Regions from separate parts of the Homo sapiens genome. Here all the other regions are linked to region 1. A link is a loop called in an ENCODE intact Hi-C map of the cell type or tissue named here. Cell type or tissue: heart right ventricle. All regions are shown on one strand. Region 1 has its middle 79 kb from the start of COPS8. Region 2 overlaps COL6A3 (collagen type VI alpha 3 chain). Region 3 has its middle 99 kb from the start of COL6A3.

Evidence for each region. A loop is a pair of places that touch in the nucleus more often than their neighbours do. Peaks named below come from ENCODE experiments on the same cell type or tissue, not always from the same donor. Only the 100,000 strongest peaks of a DNase experiment are listed, where the experiment ranks them.
Region 2: a loop joins it to region 1, with 2.8 times the contacts of the local background. A loop is called at or near these places in 38 of 110 quality-filtered maps.
Region 3: a loop joins it to region 1, with 2.3 times the contacts of the local background. A loop is called at or near these places in 38 of 110 quality-filtered maps.

The regions. Positions count from the first base shown.
Region 1 is chr2:237,164,128-237,166,627 of GRCh38, forward strand. No RefSeq gene overlaps it. Among named protein-coding and RNA genes, the nearest start is that of COPS8, 79 kb to the left of the region's middle. In heart right ventricle, a CTCF peak has its summit at 1,413 (motif pointing right); no DNase peak of the experiment used is centred here; H3K27ac peaks cover 2,094 bases.
Region 2 is chr2:237,321,595-237,324,094 of GRCh38, forward strand. COL6A3 (collagen type VI alpha 3 chain) reads right to left here. Exons shown (of 44, transcript NM_004369.4): 44 at 2,424-2,500. Among named protein-coding and RNA genes, the nearest start is that of COL6A3, 91 kb to the right of the region's middle. In heart right ventricle, a CTCF peak has its summit at 1,168 (motif pointing left); DNase peaks (open chromatin) are centred at 357, 1,207 and 1,487; H3K27ac peaks cover 2,143 bases.
Region 3 is chr2:237,313,734-237,316,233 of GRCh38, forward strand. No RefSeq gene overlaps it. Among named protein-coding and RNA genes, the nearest start is that of COL6A3, 99 kb to the right of the region's middle. RefSeq lists enhancers at 1-2,500, 1,497-2,097. In heart right ventricle, a CTCF peak has its summit at 1,536; a DNase peak (open chromatin) is centred at 1,658; H3K27ac peaks cover 2,343 bases.

The sequences.
Region 1 (2,500 bases):
TTTAATTTTTCTTTTGCTATTTCAATGTCTGGAACTTCCAGTAAAATGATAAATAGAAACTGAGACAGTAGGTTAATGTTTTTTTTGTCTCTGACATTTAAGGGAATTAAAGAGAGTATTTCCATAGCCTCACCATTTAATGTGGGGTTTCTTGTGATCTCCTAAAGCCTTGACCAGGTTAAGGAAATTTTCTTGTATTCCTGGTGATAAGTTTTACTAAATGTATTTTCTATATATATTGAGTTGATCATATGATCCTCTCGTTTCATCTGATAATGTAGTGAATGATATTAATAATTTTGTAATGTTTCACTACCCTTGTATTATTGGTATACATATCACTTAATTATACTTTAAAAAATCTTTTAAACACATTGATGGATTTGGTTTACTAATGTGTCATTTAGAGTTTTTGTTTTCATGTTCATAAGTGAGATAATTTCTTTTGTATCATACTCATCTGATTTCAGTGACCTAACTTATAAAATGAGTTAGAACATGTTCCCACTCCGTCTGGTTTCTGGAACAGTTCAGAAGACATGGATAGTCTGTTCTCTTTCTGTTTGAGATAACTTCCCGTAAAATTGTTGAAAGTGAGATTGGCCCGTGTATTTCTTTTCTCATGCTGTGTTTTAATGTCGAAATCAGTATGAGCCTCTTTTAAAAGTGAATTTGATCCATGTTTATGGACACTGATCCCGTTTAATCCTATCATCTGGTTTGTGGGTTCCTAACTTCCCTCTTCCGCTCATCCCTTTCCTGACTGCTGTGGGATGGATGGGATCTGCCTTTCCCCTTTCTACCTCCACATTTGTGCTTCCTTTCATGCCTTTATCGAGCACAGCACGTGTGTGTGTGATTGTTCTCATTTAAGTCTTCGCTTCTCTTATACTTTCACACTTTCATCGACTCCACCTCCCCCTCTCTCTGTGCTACATTTGGAATGATTTCCTTAAATCTTTGTTTGCTCCCCTTTTTCTAATCTATAGCTTAATCTTCTCATTGAATTTTCTCTTGAATGACTATGTTTTTCAACTTCAGCAGGTTTATTATTTGACTTCTTTTATAAACTACCAGCTTTTCCTTTATGATTTGTGTGTCTTCTTTTATCTCTGTAATGTTTATAAATATGCCATTTTGGGTCATCTTTAATAGGTTGTCCTGTGATTTTTATTTCTTAACCATTCATCACGGGTACTGATCCATCCTTGGTGGTGAATTTCCTTATGTATTTTGTATTATTAATTGTGAGTTCATGGTCGGTGGATGTGGCCGCATCTCTGAGTCCCCAGCTAGGAAGCTTTCCTGGCACAGGATGTTATTTGCTTCAGGATCTAAGAGGATTAACTGGACCCAGACCCATTATTCTGTTCATTTCTAGGCTCAGCATTTGAGGTGATTTCCCAGAGGGACAGCTTTTCCTCCACTGGAGGGCAGTCTTCCTTGCCCTCTCCATAGGGAGCTAAGTTTTTCTAGGTCCCTTCTTACATAAGAACAGCCATTCAAGGGCCCCTGCTTCATGCAGGTATATCACTCCTGTCTCCCCAGCTGGAATGCACCCACAGTCCTGTCTCCTGCCCTGTATGGGCATGAAAACTCAAGCACAGTGCTCAAGCCACTTAGTCACACTGCCCCAGCATTGGCTGTAGAGTGTCATCTTAGCTTTGAGCCCTCTTTACATTTGGGGCATCGGACACTGCCCCTTCTTGCTTTTAAGCATGGCTGTGCATTTATTATGAGCATTTTCTTCTCCTGATCCAAAATCCTTGTGTGCAATAGTGGAGGAGAACACATCAGGCTGAGCTACCTTGCTTCCAGACGTCCTTCCATTCACTCCTTAACATCCTAGAACCTGTATCCATCTGCACCATTCTATCCAAGTGGCTGCAGACCCGAAACACCAATGACTCCCAGCCACTAAATTCAGCAGCCCTGTGCTAAGCCTCCTGGTGGCCGACCTTTCAGCACCATTCCAGATGGTGGCTCCCATTCTTCTGAGTACACTTTTCTCAGGACTTCCACAACACGCCCTCATTTTCCTCTAGTCCTGGTGGCTGATCTTGCTTAGTTTCCTTTGAGAGCTCACTCATCTCTACCAGTTATCTAATACCTGACCTCTTGACAGTATCAGAGAGTCCAGTGATTCCTTTTCTTTTCTAAATGGCACAAAAATAGTCAAGAGCTACCTAAATATTTCTGATAATTGTAAGAAATATTTTCATTGTGAAGCCATCTACAGATACATAAACTCTGCAAAAAGACATGGCTCCTAGAATTACATCCTAACAAAAAATAAGGTAAAAGAAAACAAAAAGGTTAAGTTGAGTATATGGGTCAATAATTTTTCATTTTGTTCTTTCTCTAAGTTTTGTAAACCTGTTTAATGGACTTTTTGGTCAGAATTCAAGCAGAGCTGTGGTTCCCTGACATAATCTCCAAGGCTCCAGCAAATGTCTGGTGGGTACTGTTTCCACTCCCTTACAGCCTCTCTCTGGACATT
Region 2 (2,500 bases), 160 kb after region 1:
ACATCTAGAGAATGGCAGTGAGCGTCCCACAGGAGCCAACCTTGGAACTCTGAGAGGGCTTCTGGGTCACCATAACTTGCCCAGATCCTCCATTAGAACATAGCTGGGTGAAAAGGACCACTCTGACCCTCTGTTTCATCATCTTTAAAACTGGAACAATGACCGCTACTGAACGGCACCACCTAAGATGTGTGTGAAACACCTAGTACAGCACCTGACCCACAAAGGCTTCTGGATAAAGGTGCGCTGTGTTCGTTACGGTCACACCAGCTGCTAGAACAGCCCAAGACCTCAGTCTCTTACTTCAATAGAAGTTTATTTCTTAGTCACAAAATCCAAAACAGGTTTTCTTTATTGGCAGGCCACCTTCCACGGGCCAGGCTGGAGGCTTCCCCAGAGAGAGCTGAGTGGATATGAGGGTCAGGGACATGTCAGGGTTCAAGAAAGGACACAGAGTCCTTGGCATAGTCTGGCAGAAGAATGTCTTGGGAAGAGAAATCCACGAGCTGTCAAGGGGTCAGGAATCCTGCAGCTCAGATCATGTTTTGCTGAACCCTAAGTTAGGACAGACAATGTAACAAAGGATTTTGTTTTATTTGCTCTGTGGGAATAAATGGGAGAAACTGCCCATCCACCACCTGAGCACCTTGCCTTACCCTAAGTTAGCAGCACACACAGCTTAACCAGCCACTCACCTGGACTTACATCACTTCCTGCTTCTCCTGAGTCAGGTGAGATGGTGGGTGTGATTGTCCCAGCAACCTTGAGCAGCCAAGGGACACACACAGAGAAGCAATGCATAGATAGAGTGAACCAAGAATGGCAGGGATGGGCATGCTGGCAACAGGAGGTGGAAAGGGAGAGAGGGTTCTGGAGCCCTTGGAAGTGAGTCTCCTAGTGATGGGCCCTGCCCCAGTCTATTGTAACACACCTTGAGCAGACCATCTAGGTATGTTACAAATATTGGTGTCCTACTCCTGTACCTTGGGCCTGACTACTCCCCCAAGTTCCACATGGGAGTATCTGCAGGTCTTTGCCAAGAACATTTTCTTACACTACAGAAGGCCCCTTTGCCAGTGTGCCTGCAAGCCAAGAGGACCAGAGCATGAATGCCTCAGTGACCCGTGGAAACAGGTGTATGACTACCCAAACTCCTTCAGCCCTCTGCTGGCCTACGAGGTGCAGTGCCACAGGTGCACCTCCCAGGGTTTCCCCGAGGGATTGGGCTCTGGGCACCCACAGTGGACGCTGACTATACACCTCTTAACAGTGCTCTCCCTTTGCTTGTCTCACTCCCCACTTCTCAGCCACTCAGTGACTTCCTTCACCTCCCAAATAAACTACTCACACCCATATCCTTAGTCCTAAGGGCTGCTTCCGGAGGAACCCAAAAAGTAAAACCAGATTGTGATGCTCATTTTAGGTCCATAGCAGATCAAGTCAATGGGGGTGGCGGGGGCAGGGATCCCTTGGGAAGTGGAGCACTCAGCCCACCGCTATGGGAGCTGGGCCCACAGCTCTCTGCTCCGCAAGTTCCTGCAAGAGGCTGGTGTTGGGTGCCTGGCAGATCCCAGGGTTGGTCACCAAGGGTCACAGCTCAGAGCACACTGACCTGAGCACCCCATGGTAGCTGCCGAGATAGAAGAGGACTGGGGAGGAGGTCATGGCGACCTTGTGGGGACTAAGTGGCGCTTCTGAAGAGGGCCACACTCCTCTCTCCTTTCCCAATAGACCAACTGGCAAATTCATCCCGATTTTACATAAAACATTTCTGCTGACACCCAAGATTCCTGTAATTCTACCCTCAGCACTTGTCAGGACATATGTATTTTATCCAATAAGTTGTTTCCTTTGTAAGTGGAACTCAAGTGCCACCTGAATATGTATTTGTTGGTTTCTTGTATTATTTCTGAAGAGAGAAAAAAACAGTCTTTAAGAAAAACAAAAAAATGAAAGACCTTGTGCTTTGAGACTCCAGAAAAGGGGTTGGGGGTCGTGGGGCAACACTGAATCTCTCAGCCATTGTGAGAGGAAGCAAATCAACCCCCTGGGAAAGGATCACTGTGGAGAGGAAGACAGGAGGAGGCTGAGGCTCTGAGGGCCAACCAAGAGTCAGAGGAAAAGATAGAAGCCAGCCTGACTCTGAAAATCAGAAACACTGCCGGGACCCAACAGCAGGAACACCTTCCGCTCGGCCATGGAGCACTGGAGCATGTGGGGCTGAATCCACAAAGCGGGGGATGCTTGTCTCCAGCCGGTCTCTTTGCACACTGGCTGATAAAGCTCTTTTGCCTCCTCCACTGGAAACGAAAGGCTGTTGCACAGCTCCATGGGGCCAGAACCAAACCCAGTTTCCCCAGCCTAGGGGTGATTCTGACAATCGCTGCTATGGAAACAAGACTGCCAAGAACGTCACACCCAGGAAACTTTCAATATACTTTATTAAAAAGTTTCTTTGTATAAATTTCCTAAACATTTTAAAATTAAAATTAAATCCCCT
Region 3 (2,500 bases), 150 kb after region 1:
ACTGAAATGCCAGCCCTGCTACTCAGTCTCCCCAGGTGCTGTTGAGTAGACGTGAATGTGTTTCTCCTCAACTCCCAGGCTTCACCCTCACCTCAATTGGAACAAATATTATCTTGTCTTTACTTGCCTGTGCATCTGTCTCTCAATGCTATTTAAGAGCAAGGGCCAAGATTTTTCATTTTCTTATCCCCACTGCTTTTCACAGTGCGTGGTTCACAGAGGGTCTCTTGATGGCACGCATGCCTTCATCAAAGCTCCTATCATTTTGCACAGCAGTCATTGTTTATACATCTGTTTCCCCTGCTAGGCCAGAGAGACAGAAACTCTAATGCATTCATCCTTGTGGATGCACATCCCATAGCACAGACCATTGCTTGCTAACTACACACCAAAATGGTTACCAGACATTAAAACTTACACGTACGCCCGTGCCAGCATGATTGTTCTTGGATCTGCTTGGATTTTTTAATTACCAGATAGGATGATGACCAGTATAGGCCAAATCTCCAAGGCCAGTTGGAGCTGGAGGACCTGGTCTGAAGCATTCCTTCTAGAAGCTCCTTTCTTCAGGCTCTCCATTTATGGAAGCTTCCTCGGCATCTGGTGCCTAATAAAGCTTGGTCTCCTCTTTCCTCATGGCACTGGTTCAGCAGCACATCCAGAACGCGCATCTGCATTGTGTCAAGAACTCTGCTTATTCTTCATAGAAACAGGCTACTTAACACAACCGGACCTTCAGACAACTCCGGCCACTCTCACGCCGAAACACCTATGCATTCACTATAAAACCTAGGTCTGTCATCTGTACAGTCTTTCTGTTGGGGTCACATTCAATGATCTTTTGGTCAAGGGCAAGGGCATTCATTCCCAGGCCAGATGAAGCTTTGCGCAGCACTCTACAGAAGACCAGACACAGAAACATGTACTTAGAGGTGCATTTAACTCAGTGCCTCTAAACCAGAGATTGCAAGCTGGTGGCTCAAGGGCCAGAGTTGCCCAGAAGACGTTTATTTGGCAGGAGTGTATTCAAGTCTTCAAACCCCAATGCCTTTAGAATGGACACCTCTTCCTTATTTGCCTCAAGCCCCAGCAGTCCCTAGTGCTTTGCTCCTCCTCTGCCCAAGAGACCCACCCAGCCCTTGAAGACACAAGACTGTGACTCCACCTAGACCAAGTATGCTCCGTGAGCTCCAAAAGGACCCCAAGGGACTGAGGCTGAGGGGGGTCTCTGAGCCACCATCGCAGTGGCTGCCCTGGCTGCCAATACATCCCCTGTTATCACACATTCAACCCACTTTGAAATTGTCTAGTGAGAATCCCACTCCTGCTCCTGGAGCCTAAGGAGGCCTAAGCCTTGTGCTCAGGGAGGTCACAAAGGGAGTGACCCCGAGAGGCTCCAGAATGGTGCCCTTTCTCTGTACATCAACAATTAATTTGGGTTGGGGTTTGAGTAACAACTTCAGCCAAACAAGGGAATCAGCTGAGTCCTGATGAGGCTCCGCAGACAGTGCCTCCACTTCCACAGAAGACAGCCAGGCTGCGCGGCAGAGCCTGCTGAGCTGCACCCCGCTATTTTTAGTGCTGCTCTCTGCCACGCTGGCGAGGCTGTCCTGCTCAGTGGCAGGCAATGCGTTCCATGTGTGCAGGCTGGAATGCAGCGGCTGAACCAAGGCCAGCAGCAGAGCCTGTTTCCTTAAAAGGCAAGAGAAATTCAGATCACATGGCCACAGGGACAGGAGCATGGATCCTGGGACAGGAACGGATTTCCATCCTAGAGAGCTCTTCAGGGGCAAGTGAACTAACAGAGATCTGCTTATGAACGTGCTGTAGGTGAAAATGGATTTTTATATTGAAATTCAAATAAGTACAGGGATTTGAGCCGATTGTTCCATTGCATTCCGGTCGTCTCAGGAAAAGAGGTCCCTGTGTGATTTATTTGTGGCAGAGACCCTAGAGCCACTCATATAAATTCCCCTCAGACACTGACTTCACAAATCAAAGCTGTTTGGCCAGCTGGTTACAGCCTGATGTTAAGCAGACTCAGGCCTCAGCTCAAGCTTCTCCCAGGGCAACCTCGTGGAAAGAAACAGTTTTCTGAATATATTCTAAAACAGACTAGAATAGAATAGAATAAAACAGAATTAGAATATATTCTAATTTGAGACCTTTATTCTGAATATCATTAAACACGCATAAGTTTTTTCTGGAAACGGTTAATATTTATCTTTCTTATCCTGAAGTTGCATCTTACACTGAGTAGCATTCGTTCCCCCGCCCCATGAGGTGGGAAATTCAACAAACGACTCATTGTGTATAGATAAGGGCCAGGCAATCTATTGCCAAAGTCCTCTTTTGCCTCACAGAAAAACAAAGATAGAGACACTCTTGAGGTCCTTCTGCACAGCCCTAAACTTGTACTCAATCTTCGTACTGTTTTCCAAATCACTGTCTTAGGTCACAAGCATTAGACCTGGCCCAGGAATTAATGAAGGCCACCAGC